Linked DNA regions of Mus musculus: region 1 is linked to region 2. The links are chromatin loops, found by intact Hi-C in ENCODE. Cell type or tissue: heart. All regions are shown on one strand.

Evidence for each region. A loop is a pair of places that touch in the nucleus more often than their neighbours do. Peaks named below come from ENCODE experiments on the same cell type or tissue, not always from the same donor. Only the 100,000 strongest peaks of a DNase experiment are listed, where the experiment ranks them.
Region 1: it touches region 2 in a loop (2.5-fold over the local background); 5 of 42 quality-filtered maps call a loop at or near these places.

Annotation. Positions count from the first base shown.
Region 1 is chr5:144,377,703-144,385,702 of GRCm38, reverse strand. No RefSeq gene overlaps it. Among named protein-coding and RNA genes, the nearest start is that of Baiap2l1, 24 kb to the right of the region's middle. In heart, CTCF peaks have their summits at 1,580 (motif pointing left) and 3,709 (motif pointing right); no DNase peak of the experiment used is centred here.
Region 2 is chr5:144,262,741-144,270,740 of GRCm38, reverse strand. It overlaps Bri3 (brain protein I3), which reads right to left. Exons shown (of 3, transcript NM_018772.4): 3 at 6,168-6,732. The coding sequence ends at 6,600. Baiap2l1 (BAI1-associated protein 2-like 1) reads left to right here. Exons shown (of 14, transcript NM_025833.3): 13 at 4,096-4,133; 14 at 4,709-6,216. The coding sequence ends at 4,784. Gm38675 (a long non-coding RNA gene) reads right to left here. Exons shown (of 2, transcript XR_868679.3): 2 at 6,922-7,282. Among named protein-coding and RNA genes, the nearest start is that of Gm38675, 8.3 kb to the right of the region's middle. In heart, a CTCF peak has its summit at 3,005; DNase peaks (open chromatin) are centred at 2,790 and 3,060; H3K4me3 peaks cover 232 bases; H3K27ac peaks cover 1,777 bases.

The DNA of each region.
Region 1 (8,000 bases), 110 kb before region 2:
CTTCTGCATGAGTGGCAGGCACTTCACCTGCTGAGCCACCTCTCCAGCTCCTCTTTACGAATGTTTATTAAGATTTATTTTCATCCATTTACCTGTATGTGTCTGGGTCCAAATGTGTGTGGAGGGTGCAGTGGTCTGAATAAGCATAGTCTCCACGGGCTCCTTTATTTGAATGCTTTGTCACTCGGGAGTGGCACTGTTTGAAAGGATTAGAAGGATTAGGAGGTGTGGCTTTGGTGAGGAAGTCTATCACTGGACAAGGCCTTTGAGGTTTCAAAAGCCCAAGCTAAGCCTAGAGCATCTTTCCCTGCCTACAGCTCAGGATGTAGCTCTCAGCTACTGCCCCAGTGCCTTTCTGCCTGCTACCATGTTCCCTGCCATGATGATAATGGATTAAATCTCTGAAACTCTAAGCAAGCTAAATGCTTAAATGCTTTCTCTTATAATAGTTGCCCTGGTCAAGGTGCCTCTGCACATTAATAGAACAGAGACTAAGACAGTGAGTGGACCTGTGCACACAACAGCCAAAAGATGGCATTGGATCATTTGGAGCTGGAGGTATAAGTATTTACCAAATGCCCAGCTTGTTACGTGGTGGCTGAGATTCTGAATTCTGGCTCTCATAATTGCACAGCGAACTCCTGGGACCACTGAGAACTCTCTATGTGTCTGTCTATCTCCTTTCCTCTACCCTTTCCCCTCCCCTTCCCCTCCCCCTCCCCCTCCCCTCCCCCTCACTCTCCCCCCTCTTCCTCCTCCTCTCCCCCTCTCCCCCTCTCCCTCTCCCCATCCCTCTCTCCTTCTCTGCCTTCCCATCTCTGTGTCACTGTCTCTGTCTTCCTGTCTCTGTGTCTCTGTCTCTCCCCCATCCCTCTGACTCCCCTGCCTCCACCTCCTGAGTGCTACAATTCTTTCTTTTTTTTTTAATAATTTCCTTTCTCAGTAAATAGGAAGCTTATCAGTCAGTTCCTTAGGGAAGACAGAGCTTTTGCAAGAACTTAACTAAAGAAAATAAATTGAAACAAAATGTCTTGCTCAGAAGAGAGGTACCATGACTCAGTGTAAGAGGCAACATCCTTGACATTCTATGTGCGTGTTCATGTGTGTCCACCTCACACATGTGGGAGACAGAGGCCAACCTTGGGAGCATCTTCTTTGTTCGCTTTTTACATGGTGGGGTTTTTGGTTGGTTGGTTGGTTTGGTTTGGTTTGGTTAGTTGGTTCTTGGGTTTTTTTGGTTTGAGGGTTTGTTGGTGGTGGTTGGTTGGTTGGTTGGCTGATACAGCATCTCCCACTAATGATCTAGATTGGCTGTCCAGGAGACCCAGGAGACCCTCTGCCTGTGCCTCCTCAGGGCTGAGATAACTACTGTGCCTGGCTTTGCCTTCTGGGTATCAGGATCTCACCCTTGCAAAGCAAGCACTTGACCAATTGAGCCATCTCAGGGCTGGAAAGATGGCTCAGTGGTTAAGAGCACTAACTATCCATCCAAAGGATTCCTGTTCAATTCCCAGCACCCACATGGCCACTAAGAATGGTCAGTTCCAAAGGGATCCATTGCCCCCTTCTGGCCGCCATGGGTACTGCATGCACAAAATACCAACTGAGCCACCTCCTCAGCCTCCTCTGACCTTCTTAAGGCAAACAGCAAGTACTTTCCCTGATACTGAAAGGCGCTGATAGGCTAGCCACATCGTTTTCCATAACCATCATTTGAACTCATAATCTGCCCCCCTCTTGAAAACCAATAGGGAGGTGTGTTTACTTATTTGATTATTTGTGTATGTGTGTACATGTAGGCTCATGCATATGGAGGGCCACAAACAAACTGGGTACTTAGTTCTCTCTTTCCACCATGTAGGTATCAGGAATCGAACTCAGGTCATCAAGCTTGGTGGCAAGTGCCTGTACCTGCTGAGCCCTCATGGTTTAATCAAGAGTCGATCTATAACATGGACTCTTTTCAAATCAAGTGCCCATGAATAACATTTATGTTCCTTTCTCCTTTAAAAACAAGAACAACAACAGCAACATTGGTGTGTGTGACGTGTATGGTTCCTATGTATCAGTGCAGGCCGTGTGTCCCATAGCATGTGTGTGGAGGACACAGGAGAACATCCTTGCTCCTTAACTGTGTGAGTCTCTTAACTCTGAGTCTCTTGTTTGACACTCCATACTACAGGCCACGTGGCTCACAAGCATCCAACAGTTCTCCTGTCTACACCTCCCATAGCTGCATGGGAATGTGGAATTACAGACCTGTGCCACCATGTTTAGCTTTCCACGGGGATCCAAACTCAGGTCTTCAGCTTGTAAGGCAAGCCCTTTACCCACGGAGCTGTCTACTAGCACCACTGTTTTATATTTTTAATTAGCGTGTATTTATTGTAAAAAGTAACAGCTCTGATGATCCTCATCACTCTCTTCCCTTACCTTCCCCATTCACAAGTGTCCTCTCTCTTCCCAAATAACCATTCCCCCCCCCCAACTCTCACCTCCTAAAATGTCTGCACATGACATGTGCAGCCTTTCCAAGCCTGGCTCATTTTGCTTAACACAATGAACTCCAGTCCCATCCAGTTTTCTGCAAATGGCATAATTTCATTCTTTATGCCTGAATAATAGTCCATTTGAAGCCAGGCTGTGGCGGCACACACCTTTAATCCCAGCAAACTGGGATGCTGAGGCAGGTGAATCTCTGAGTTCCAGATCAGCTTGGTCTACAGAGGGAGTTCCAGGATAGTAGGGGCTACACAGTGAATTTATTTATCAAATAAATAAATAAATAATAAATAAATAAATAAATAAATAAATAGTCCAGGAGGTGTGCTATAGCAAGGGCCACAGACAGGAACCTAGCACAGCTGCCCTCGGAGAAGCTCAACAAGTAGTTGACTGAGACAGAGGTAGATACTTGCACCCAACCAATGGTCTGAAGTTAGGGACCCCCGTGGTTGAATTAGGCTGGAAGAAATTGTGGAGGAGGGTGACCCCATGGGAAGACCTCAACTAGCCTGGGCCCCTGAAATCTCTCAGACACTCAGCCACCAACCAGGTGGCATACCAGTGGCTGGTCCGAGGCCCCAGAGACATATACAGTGGAGGACTGCCTGGTCTGGACTCAATGAGAGAAGACACACCTAACCCTCGAGAGACTTGAGGCTACAGAGAGTAGGGAGATCTGGTGGGGTGGGGTGGGGTGGGGTGGGGTGGGGTGGGGGGAGGAGGAATGGGAGGAGGGACTGTTGAAGAGCAGAACAGGATGGGGATAACGACTGGACTGTGTGGAAAGATCAAAAATAATAATTTTAAAAGTCCATTAGATTTATTGTACCATATTTTCTTTACCCATTAATCTGTGGATGGACATAGAGGCTAATTCCACAGCTTGCCTATTATGAATAGGGTCACAACAAACATGGCTGTCAGGCATTAAACTTTTACCTTTTTTTTAAAAAGTTTTATTTATTTATTATATGTAAGTACACTGTAGCTGTCTTCAGACACACCAGAAGAGGGCATCCGATTTCATTACAGATGGTTGTGAGTCATCATGTGGGTGCTGGGATTTGAACTCAGGACCTCCAGAATAGCAGTCAGTGCTCTTAACCGCCTAGACATCTCTCCAGCCCAAACCTCTACTTTTTATGTTCTTAATCATGCATATATGTGTGGTGAGGGTGTGTGTTTCTAAATGTGGATGCAGTACCCACAGACCCCAGAAGAGGGTGTTGGGTCCCCTGAAGCTGAAATCACAGGCAATTGTAACTTCATACATGACCAATGACATCGGGGCTGGGAGATAAAGTCTGGCCCTCTGCAAGGGCAGTATGTAAAAGCTTGACTTTTGAGCCCCCTCTCCAGCCCCAGACATTAAGCTTTTACTATTGTCTTTCCATCCAAGACTCCCAACTTTATAATCTCCAATCTCCAGACTTATATGTCTAGGTCCCTACCACACCGCCACCTCAAATCTAACAGACATCTAAACTCACCACAGCCATGGCTGATCTCTGGCCCGGTAGCTTGGTAGCTTGAACCTGCTCCGTAAGCCACCTCATTTCGCCGCTTCCCCCAGCAGATAATAAATCCATCCACTCATTTGATGAGAGCAAAAGCCAGAGTTTAAGCTGTTTTTTCTCCAAATCAGTCCTGCAAAGTGCTTGGTTCTGTCTTAAAAACGTATTTGGGATTTGTTCTTCTGGTCACTTTTAGCACAGCTGCTATCCTGGCCCAGTGTCACATGATCGCTGACACCCGGAACCGGCAGGACCTTCTTAATCAGGTCCCCACTTCCATGTTGCCCTATTACAGATTTTCCAAATCACAACACCTCAAAATTGTAAGCTGGGACTGGGAATATGGCTCAGAAATAGAGCATTTGTCTAAAATCCTCTAAGGATGGGCTGGGGGTGTGGCTCAGTGGTAGAGCCCCTGCCTAGAATCCCCCAGTGAGGGGCTGGGGGTGTGGCTCAGTGGTAGAGCCCCTGCCTAGAATCCTCCAGTGAGGGGCTGGGGGCGTGGCTCAGTGGTAGAGCCCCTGCCTAGAATCCCCCAGTGAGGGGCTGGGGGTGTGGCTCAGTGGTAGAGCCCCTGCCTAGAATCCCCCAGTGAGGGGCCGGGGTGTGGCTCAGTGGTAGAGTTTTGCTGAGTATGCAGAGTTCTCCGTTTCATTCCTATTACGGGAGGACAGGGAGAGAGAAAGGAGGGAGAGAGATCATGTCACGTTTGTGCTGACGTCCTCATAGCTTTCAGTGAACATGATAAAGTCCTCATGTGACCACTAGACTGCACAATCCTTGGCCTTTGTTACTGTCTGACTTCACCCTTCCCTCTGCCCTAGTAACATTATCTTTTCTGTGCTTCGGACACATAGCTTTGTCCTGGTTGTCCTCTTGACCCAGACACCTGTGTGACTTGCTATCTTTCTAGATACCAGCCTGCCTTGTTTCCGCCATTAAAAGTCCCTTTTCACCCTCTCTTCACTTCCTCCTCATCCTCTGGACACCACTCATCCACATCATCTCCTTTTTAGTAATTCAATTTCTCCTTAGGACATTCCACACGTGTAGGAATTTCCACACCCTCTCCCATTCAACATTTTCTTTTTCTTCGTGTGTGCTTGTGTGTGTGCACGTGCATGTGTACACGTGTATGTGTGTGGTATGGTGTGTGTGGTGTGTGTGTTTGTATGTGTGCACATGTGTGTGCACTCACATGTGTGTGTGATGTGATATGTGTGTATGCGCACATGCGTGCGTGCGTGCGTGCGTGTGTGTGTGTTTGTGTGTGTGTGTGTATACACACACGTGGATGTGTATGTGGTATGGTGTGTGTGTGGTGTGGTGTGTGTGTGTGTGCACATGTATTATGTGGTGTGTGTGTGTCTGTGTGTGCACACATGCATATGTGCGTGCATGTGTGCGTGCACACTCTCGAGTGTATGTGCTTGTGTGCGAGTGTGCATGTGTGTGAGTGCACGTGTGTGTGGTATGTCCTGCTCTGTCACTCTCCACATTATTTGTTTGAGACTGGGTCTGTCACTGAATCTGGAACTAGACTGGCAGTCGGCAGGCAGAACTCTGTGGTCTCCCTCTCTCTGCCCCCCGACAGTATTAGGGTTACAAATGATGTGCATGGCTAGCTGGGGATTCGAACTCAGATCTTCACCCAAGTGCAGCCAGCACCTTTACCCTGAGTCATCTCCCCAGTGCCCTCAAGGTTTTATTTTCTTATTGCTCTGATCTCCTTCTTGCCAGCTATATACTCATACCATATTACATGCTGATCATTGTGTGATTCAGATTATTCTCAAGTAACAAATATCCCTAAAATTCATTTTTAAAAATGTTTTTAGATGGGTGTAGTAGCTCCGGACCATAATGTCAGCAATGGGGAGGCTGAGGCTGGAGGATCACTGAGAGTTTCAGGCCATTCTGGACTTCATAGTGAGACCCCGCCCTCAAAAAAATGTTTACAGATTGTGATGGTTTGAGCAGGCATGGCCCTCATGGACTCATGTGTTTGAATGCTTGGCCCACTATTAGGAGGTGTGGCCTTGTTGGAGTGGGTGTGGCCTTGTTGGAGGAAATGTGTCATGGGGGGGCGGGGAGGGGCCTTTGAGGTTTCCTGTGCTCAGACCCCACCCAGTGCGGATGAAGTCTCCTCCCTGGCTGCAGAAGACAGACTCCTCCTGGTTGCCTTTGGTCAAGATGTAGACCTCTCAGCTCCTTCTCCAGAGCCATGTCTGCTTGCACTCTGCCCTGATGATGGACTGAACCTCTGAGCCTGTAAGCCAGCCCCAATTCAATGTTTTCCATTATTAGAGCTACCTTGATCATAGTGTCTCTTCACCATAAAACCTTAACTAAGACATAGATGGTCCTCAACTTATGATGGTTTGACTTTATGATGGAGCAAAAGGGACATGCTGGGTCAGCATGATGGCTTAGCAGGTAATGATGCTTGCTGTGCAAGACTGACAACATGAGTTCAATCTCCAGATCCCAGGAAAATGTGGAAGGAGAGATGGCTTCAGAAAATGTTCTCTGACCTCCAAACATGTGCCATGGCCTGCATTCTCCCCATATCATCATCATCATCACCACCACCACCATCAGCACCAGCACCATCAGCACCAGCACCATCAGCATCAGCACCATCAGCACCAGCACCATCAGCACCAGCACCATCAGCACCAGCACCATCTGCATCAGCACCATCTGCATCAGCACCATCAGCACCAGCACCATCAGCACCAGCACCATCAGCACCAGCACCATCTGCATCAGCATCACCAGCATCATAACAACAACTACTATAAAGAGTAAAACATTTTTGTTAGAGACCCAATTTCTCTTTGTAACCCTGACAGTCCTAGAAGTCATTATGTGGAGCAGGCTGGCCTCCAACTCACAGAAATCTCTCTGCCTCTGCCTCTGCCCCTGCCCCTGCCCCTGCCCCTGCCCTTGCCCCTGCCCCTGCCCCTGCCCCTGCCCCTGCCCCTGTCCCTGCCTCTGCCTCCCAAGTTCTGAGATTAAAAGTGTGTCCCACTATACCCAGCTTAATAATCCTTTCTTAAGGATAATAAATATTCAGTAGAAACTGTACTTCATGCCAGGCCTAGGTTACCTCCCTATAAGTTACTGGTTAGGGAGGTCCAGAGGCATCTATTGCCATAGATCTTTGCTGTCCTCCAGATGGTAAGACCCCATCACTGACCCCCCACTTCTCTATGTGCCTGACATAGAGAAATCAAACTGGACCTGAGCTGAAAGCTTCCTCCCTACTGACTAGCTTTCACAGTACCAGAAGGTGTTGTGGGGGAGAAAAGTCACCAAGGGTGTCTCTACAGGCAACCTGACATGCTACAATACCAACCTGCCAGGCAAGATGTTCCCCCTGGAGCAACAGGGGCATGAAGGTTACGAGGAAGACCAGCCACGTTTGGATCAGACTTGAGGTCTGCTCTATAGGAAGATGCCTAGAACTGTCAATCTGGTCCAAAGCCCATGCTTGAGAAGTCAGAAGACCTGGGGAGGGACCTGTCACTTCCTAAACATTGATCGTTGCTCCCATAGATGAGTGTGGCCCTCCGCCTTGCCATAGAGGCTTCTCTCTGCAGTGGTCAGCAATGAAAGCAGACTCATAACCAGTTAAAGTGCTAAGAGTAATTGAGAGTCCAGTGCTCAGCCCTACATCTGTGGGACATCTGTACCACACACCCTGCCACCAAGGCTCAGGGGACATCATGGAAGACATCATGGGTGTGTGGTGGTTTGAATATGCTTGGCCCAGGGAGTGGTACTTTTAGGAGGTGTGGCCTTGTTGGAAGAAGTGTGTCGCTGTGGGAGTAGGCAATGAGACCCTCCTCCTAACCACGTGGGAGCCAGTCTCCTCCTAGAGGCCTTCAGATGAAGGTGTAGAACTCTCAGCAAACAAAGTCTTCCATATTCCTATTAGGCTGGCCCATTAAACCTCACTTACGGCATTCCATTGCT
Region 2 (8,000 bases):
ACTACTGAGCCATCTCTCTGGCCTTAGACCCTGGCCTTGAACTCACAATTGCCCTGCCTTCAGCTTCTCAGGTGCTTTATCACAGACATGCATCCCTACACCCAGGGAAACGCCCATTCGTTTGAGTTTGAGAACATGTAGTGCTATGAAGATAAGAGTGGCCTTTAACTCAAAATGTTCCTCCTGTCTTTACCGCCCAAGTGCTGAGATTTCAGGCATATGTCATCATACTGAAATGGCCATCTTTACTAGGTGTTCCAGGTTCCCTAGGCTTTCTCAGCGGGACCCAGCCCACCCGGGGTCGTCCAGCCCTTTAATCCTATGAAAGTATCTTCCTGAGTCCTAAGGAATAAGCTGTGTTAGGGTAACCCAAGACCATCTTGTAAGGGATCAAGCTCTTGGCGCTGTGCATCTCCACAAAGACCTTAGGAAGGGGACAGTGGGACAGAAGGCAAGTAACCAGTGTATGCGACCGTGGACACCAGGTCGTCAGAGGGTCTGCATTCTTGGAGTGAGCAGGATCACAAGAAACCTCGACTCTGCCTGTTACCTTATGGACACGGACAACCTCCGGTTGTCATCTCCCTTTCCAGTCTAAAGGCCACCGCTGCCCTGGTGTTTTAGGGACAAGATAGCCCACTCTCCTAATGGCCTGCCTGGCCCCATCTGAGCACCTTGGCTTGGCCAGAATCATCCCATTTTGTTTTGTGTGCTTAGGGACCAGTACCTTACTGGCTGCCAGATGACACAGCTTGGGTAACAGGCCCTGCCTGTCTGCCATGGTATCCCCAACTGCAAGGAAAGGGAAGTGGGGAGGGCAGATTTGGGGGCAGCAGTCATTCCTGACTAGGAAGTGGGAGGTATGACAGCTGAGCTGGGCAAAGAATAATGGTGTATTTTGAAGTCACTCTGATGGACGGCACTAAAAGTTAGTCTAGAAATTAGAGTGGTGCTGGAGGGGTGAGGCAGGGGAGTCACTCCAAAGGAAAGTTACACTTTCAGACTACTGAAAAACTCAAGCAGCAGAGGAAAAGCTGCCTCAAAACTCCCAGTGCAGATGTTTGTGGACCTTTGTGGTGGCATTATGCTCTGAAACATCTGTGGGAAGTTGAAAACACATCGTCACCTAACCTGTGGCCCATCATAGCTTAGTAAGACAGCATACTGCAGAGTGCCAGAAGCTGTCTCAGTACTACACAGCGCATCCCATGGGAAAGGACTGTATCATCTATCACCAGCCCAGGGAAAGACCACATCCAAAATTCACAGTATACTTTTCTATTCTGTATCACTTCACACTATTGAGGACCACCACACCACATCACCTAAGTCAGGGACCTGCCTTTAGTTGGTTTTCAAGTAGACACTTTATTAAAGGATAGCATACAAGTGCATGCACCAAGCACAGGAATAACACATAAAGACTACACACCTTTTCTTCATTTTTTATAAACAAGATCATATCGCGGGCTGGAGAGATGGCTCAGTGGTTAAGAGCACCAACTGCTCTTCCGAAGGTCCTGAGTTCAATTACCAGCACCCACATGGTGGCTCACAACCACCTGTAATGAGATCTGACGCCCTCATCTGAAGACCGCTACAGTGTACTTAGATATAATAAATAAATCTTTAAAAAAAAAATCATATCACCCACACTAGCATAAAATTTGCTGTGTAGCCAGGAATGCCTTTGAACTTCTGATCGTCCTGCCTCCACTTCCCCAGTGCTGAGATTATAGCTTGATGCCACCATGGCCAGTTTATGATGTGCTGGGAATGAAACCCAGGGCCTACCAGCTGAACTACATCCCGAGATCTTTGGGAATTGAGTCAGGGTCTATGTGGCCCAGAATGGCCTCAGACTCTTCTCTTCTCTTCTCTTCTTAGCCTGCCAAGGGCTGGGCATGCGAGCACCGGATACCAGACCTGGCCTTAAAGTGAATTTTCTTGAAGTGACTGTAGAATCAGAAACAGATTAAGAAACATCATTCTGAGAAAACCGGGACTTCCTGTGTGCCCCATAGTTACTGTCTCTTCTCTACGGCCAGGATCCCCATGGCCTGGCACTGAGATCTCACAGGGACAGAATGCATAAAAGTCAAGTGCTGGTTTCCTGCCGGACTTTTGGTCGTTTCTACCTGGGGCTGTAAGAGTTCAGAGTGTGGTGAGGCACCTTAAAACGCACTGAGCGTGTGGTTTTAGGAGGTTACAGCAGGTGCTGTCGGGTAGAGAGCAGGCTAGTCTCCAGTTGAGGATCTGGTGCTGTCCTTCTAAGGCCACACAGGATAGGTCAGTGTTTGCCCAGAGGAAAACAGAAGGGAGTGTTTTTCTATGGGAAGAGTCTGCTTATGTTAACTGAGGCAGCCTGGGGCTGCGAGGCTGCATTGCTGGTCTGACTTCTGGGCACCAAGGGGCTCCTTCCAGACTCAGACTGTTGCCTGGCATACTGCTCCAGGCAGTCCAATCATGCCAGCAATTTGAGCAGGCAATCGACAGGCCAGACCTCCTGATGTCCTTTAAAAAGAAATCATAAATTGGCTCTTAACGATCCCTATCAAATGAAGTTACATCAGAGGTGACTTGTCCAGAGGCCCGCTAAAGAAACAGAGTGCCCTGCAGGAAGAAATCACTTCACACCACTTGAAGCCTGATTAAAATGTGCCAAGCCAGGCAGTGGCTTTGTGCTTGTGATGAGTATACACTAAGTCCTGTGCTAGATGACTGTGCCGACTCCAGGCAACCCAGAGGCTGAGGTCACGGCCCAGGTGCCTCCAGCCTGCCTCTGGCTGAGAGTGTATCTATCAGGTGAATTCCAGTATTCGGGAGATGCTGGCCTGTGGCAGTCCTGGCCCAGGCTTCAGCCTCAGAACACACACTAGCATGTGAGGCACTTCCTTTGAATCTACAAGTGCCCAAGACTACTGAGAAACTAGGAAGCTTTCTAGGACTTGGAGACAGCTTGGCTTGGCTCCAGAGCATTAGATGACATTCTTCTGTCCTCTGCTGGGTGCTGCTGAGTTAGCTCCATGTGCTCAGAGTGATCTCAGAGGAACAGCACGGAAAGACTTTAAGATGGTAGAACTTTTAGAATTCCAGAAAGGTGGTCCTGACACACCCGTGACCTGCCACACACCTGCAGAACGTGGACAGACCCTCATTTCAGAAGCCCCCACCCCTTGTTGGTCTTTCCTTCCCCAGCACTGAACCCAGAACTCCTACATGCAAGGGTAAGTGCTGTATCAAGCCACTCCCCAGGTCCCCAGATGGCTGGCGTCTGCAGTTAGCATCAGTCTCCCAAACTAAGTAACCTTCATGTCATTATTGAGGATGCCACTTTAAAAAGGGGTGTGTCCTCTTTAGCTTTCACCTTTCTTACTCTCTAGTCCTCCTTCTCTCTTTCCCTTCCCCTTTCCCCCTTTCTCCACGTGGCCATGGCTGGCCTCTCCTTCTACCTTCTTTCTTCCTGCCTTTCTACAATAAAGCTCTAAAACCGGGAAAAAAAAGTCCAAGGAAATAAAAAGGGGTGTGGAGCCCAGTCACCATAGCACCACAACGTGGGTCTGAGGCCCTATCTGTAAGTGTTTCCTTCCACGCTATGCTCTGGTGTTGTGTTTAAATTCAGTAAGACCTGAGTTTCTGAGCATCCAGGATGTTCCATACTGACCTGTGTGTGAACAGTCGCCACACTTGAAGGCATCTAGTCCCCCAGTTTCTGAAATGCTCTAAGTTCTAAACTGTTTTCTCTCCTTTGCTTATTCTTTTGAAATACTTTAGATATGAGGTAGTCATCTCAATGTGAGATCACAGGATACTTTTAAACATGAATAGCTTTGAAGATGTATTTTTACGTGTGTGTGCTTGAGCCTGAGTGCAGATTCCAGGATCCAGATCCCCTGGAGCTGGAGTTATAGGTGCTTGTGAGCCTCTGTGTAGGTGCTGGGAACTGACCTCGATTATCTACACCAACAGCATCATTCACGGATCCCTATCTCCAGCCCCACGGGTGGCTAAACTTACCTCTGCCTGTCTTTACCTGTGGATCTTATAAAAAGAGTGTACCGATTTCAAGCCTTCCATAATCTTTGTCCTTTCCAGAGCGATGCCAACGGGACCGCAAAGCCGCCATTCCTCAGGTATGTATACCCTGTGCACAAGGTCAGTGGAACGTTGTCCTGTCTGCTAGGAAGTGGCCAGTGGTGCCCCATAGGCCTTTCTCAGACAGAGGAAACTGAGGCCACCCTTCTTGTCACCACTAGTTTTACAGTCCAGGAATGGGGTGGAGAGGGACAGAGCAGAACCCATGGCAGGGTAGCCTGTCCCACAGGAGACTAAAGCAGCCTGTGTGACTTGTTCCCTAGCGAGGCATAGTAAGCTGCCGCACACTTCTGTGTTCAGAACGGGCAGTCCTGGGTGTGTATGCAATATTGAATAATTTTTGCTACACAAGCATAAAAAGGACCTGAGTCCAAACCCCCAACACCCAGAGCATGCATCTGTAACCCCAGCACACCCCAGCACCAGAGGGGAAGACAGACAGATTATTTTGGGCACTTGGTGGTCAACCCACAGAAACACTCAATTCCAATCTCAACACCCCATAATGTACACAACATCAAAGTCCTGCCATGGAGGTCTTTTTTCTTTTTCTTTTTTTTTTTGGGGGGGGGGGGGTTGAATATGTCAATTTTTATACTTTCCTCCCCTATAGTGGAGAAAACCCCTTTGCCACCGTGAAACTCCGGCCAACAGTGACAAATGACCGATCAGCACCGATCATCCGATGAAGATGCAGGGGACAGTGCCAGTCCCTCTACTCGAGTTCTCACCCACAGGGCGATAGGTATACATTGCTGGACAGCAGGCACTGTCAAAGATTGCAGAGTGCCTGATGTCAATGAAGCCCCACTTGAGCAAATCAATGTACTTTCTCAGATTGACAGAGGTGGGTTTACACATTTCTGTCTTTAAGGTAAATGAGTAGCTTAGTGAATAAATCAATCATTTGAAATATTTTCTTTTCTATTCAAAAAGCAGTAAATTTGGCTCAAATTTTTAAATTTTTATTTTTAAGGAAATAGCCAGAATAAGGGATAGTCGGTGTATGCTTTTATGTCTGGCTTTCTGTAGCTGAATGCAAATAAGACCAGAGTTTTATTTTATAAAGCCTGTGTTCTTAAGTAGCATTATGATGTTCATTATATTATGTAAGTTTGCATCAGAGCATGCAAATCCAGTAAGCAGTGTAAATTATGAAAATATATTAAATATTTTTTAAATGACCCAATTTTTACCTTTTGATTAAACAAGTAGAACTCCAACCTCATTGACAGGCATTGCTGCAGAGCTGAGACAGTCAGCCTGCTTCATTGGCACTTGTAAATTTATCTCCAGGAGTTACTGAATTCAGTGTTACAAAGGTTGCCAGCAGGGGTCTCAATACGTCTGAGGGCTCTGTACAAACCAAACCAGGTAACCAAAGCCCCGTCATGGTTCTGGGGTCACCTCCTGTCACTCATTTTTTAACCAGCCACTGGCCTGTAAATAGCGATTCTGAAGCCTGGTGGGCAGGAGGGTGGGCCTGCCATTCCAGCCCAACACTGTCCCATGCGCAGACCAACATCTGCTCAGGCCACTGCATAGAGCCTTGAGCCAGAGGTCAGGCTGCCCCTACCTGCCCAAGATGTAGACCTTGTCTAGAATAGCAAATAATTAAAACCCATCCTCAGGACAGTCACTGTTGATAGAAACTTGCTGCTTATCAGATTCTCAGATCTCACCGAGAAATTATCCCCAAATTGGTCCGGGTCTATGTACAGGAAACGCCGTCCTTTCCAGCTGGGCCAAGCAGTGGCAAGCTCCCATGGGAGAGCAAGCCTGATGGCCCCATCAAGGGTAACTTAGTACAGGCCTGCCCATGCCAGTGACCTCCCTAAAGTACAGAGCCTGGGTCATGCCATCCATTACCACCGTGTTAGGCAGGTGTCCTGGCCTGATAGGGGAAATACAGTCCATGTTCTCCCTGTGACCAACCTATGTGCAGGATAAGGTGGGAAGTGGGCTGAGGACTCATGTCCTGGCTCCGCACACGAGTACAGGAACCAGTCTGCTGTGCCCTCCTAGCCCTGGGTCTCCCTCCCTTACGCGAACTTACCTTGACTGCAGACACAAAGGTTAACATTTGTTTAATGTTAATAATAAAAGAGATTTGAAACACATTTGAGCTGTAAGTGGTACCTGAGGACCAGAAGATGGCCATGGGCGGCCTCTGCATGTGACATTTCCCATGGCGAGACTTCCAGGGGGCGGTGCGTAAAAACCCATGGTCGAGCAGAACAAGCTACACAATGGTATGAATCTCATTTATTTAAAACAGTATTTCTCACCATTCTCAAAGTGAAGACTGCAAAAAATAGAAGCAGCACGTTACCCTTAGCCTTGGGGGCAGGTCGCTGCCTTCCACCTCTGCGTCACCCCTATGCCAGTCTAGCCCGCCACACTTTACAAAACAGTCCAGAAGCTTAATCAAATAAAACTATTGTACACAACATTTACATTAGAAAACATAGCTGAATGTAGGAAAACTGGGTGTGCTGTTCCCTCTAAGTAAAGACCGCTCCACAGTTGGGGCATCTTCGCTTCCTCAGTGCAAAGCAGCAGAGGAACCCAAAAGGGAACAGGACGATGGCCAGGAAGATGCCCAGGCAGGTGAAGCAGTACTCCAGGACACCAACCCTGCGGGGAGAGAGAGGCAACCAAGTTAGGACCCCACCCCCAACCTGACAGCCCATGGGTCATAGGGCGGCACGGAAGGGGACCTCACCACCTACAGAGCACCTGCCCGACCTGCAGGGGAATGTGCTCAGTCGGAACAAGCAACTAACTCACTCACTCTCTCTCTCTCTCTCTCTCTCTCTCTCTCTCTCTCTCTCTCTCTCTCACACACACACACACACACACGTACACACACACGTACACACATGCGCGCCCGCGCGCGCAACAGCCTAGGGCTAGAGTGCATAGAACTAGCTGGAACCAGTATAAACTGCCAGTGCTACCAAGGGCATCCTAGACAAACAGGGTAAAAGGTATCACCTAACGTGAATAAAGACAAGAACTTTCCGTTACACACTTACAAAAGGGGTGAGGTGGGGCTGCTGAGATGGCTCGGCAGGAAAGGACTTGCCACGGAAACCTGATGGCCTCAATCATCAGGTTGTCAAGTTCAGCCCCTCACAGGATGGAGAGAGAGAAGCAACTCCGTGGAGCTCTCCTCTGACTCTGCCTTCATACCCAACAAAAACAAGAGTGACCCAAGTGAGTCGATAAAAATTCCTACAGCGCTGGAAAACAAGACACCGCAGAAATGAAACCCACTCTAGTGTGCCTGCTGTGCTGGGGACGGAAGCCAGAGCCTCCTGAGTAGCAGGCCAAGTGCTCTGTCCACAGGCCCAGCATGCTTCTCCAGGGCTGCAAAGTCTTCTGTCCTCTAAGTGTTTAAAGAGCAATCATTTGGTTGGTGTGAAGTTAAGGAAAGCAGTCGGCCACGTTCACACACGCAGAAAGTCACTTGAGAGCTTGTAACGCCTCCTATTCAGTCTGCTCCCTACAAGCACAAGGTGGGACCCAAAGACATGGCTGCCAGGCAAAGCCGGAATCAAAATACACCCAGTGCCTGATGGGATCTCTTCTCCACGTAACTCCATCAGTGCCTGATGCGATCTCTTCTCCACGTAACTCCATCAGGCTCAAGAGCTTTTCAGAGTCCCAAAGCTCTAGACACCAAGCCTCACTTCTACCAGACACACTCTGTACTGGCTGGTTTTGTGTCAACTTGACACAGCTGGAGTTATCACAGAGAAAGGAGCTTCATTTGAGGAAATGCCTCCATGAGATCCAACTGTAAGGCATTTTCTCAATTACTGATCAAGGGGGAAAGGCCCCTTGTGGGTGGGACCATCTCTGGGCTGGTAGTCTTGGTTCTATAAGAGAGCAGGCTGAGC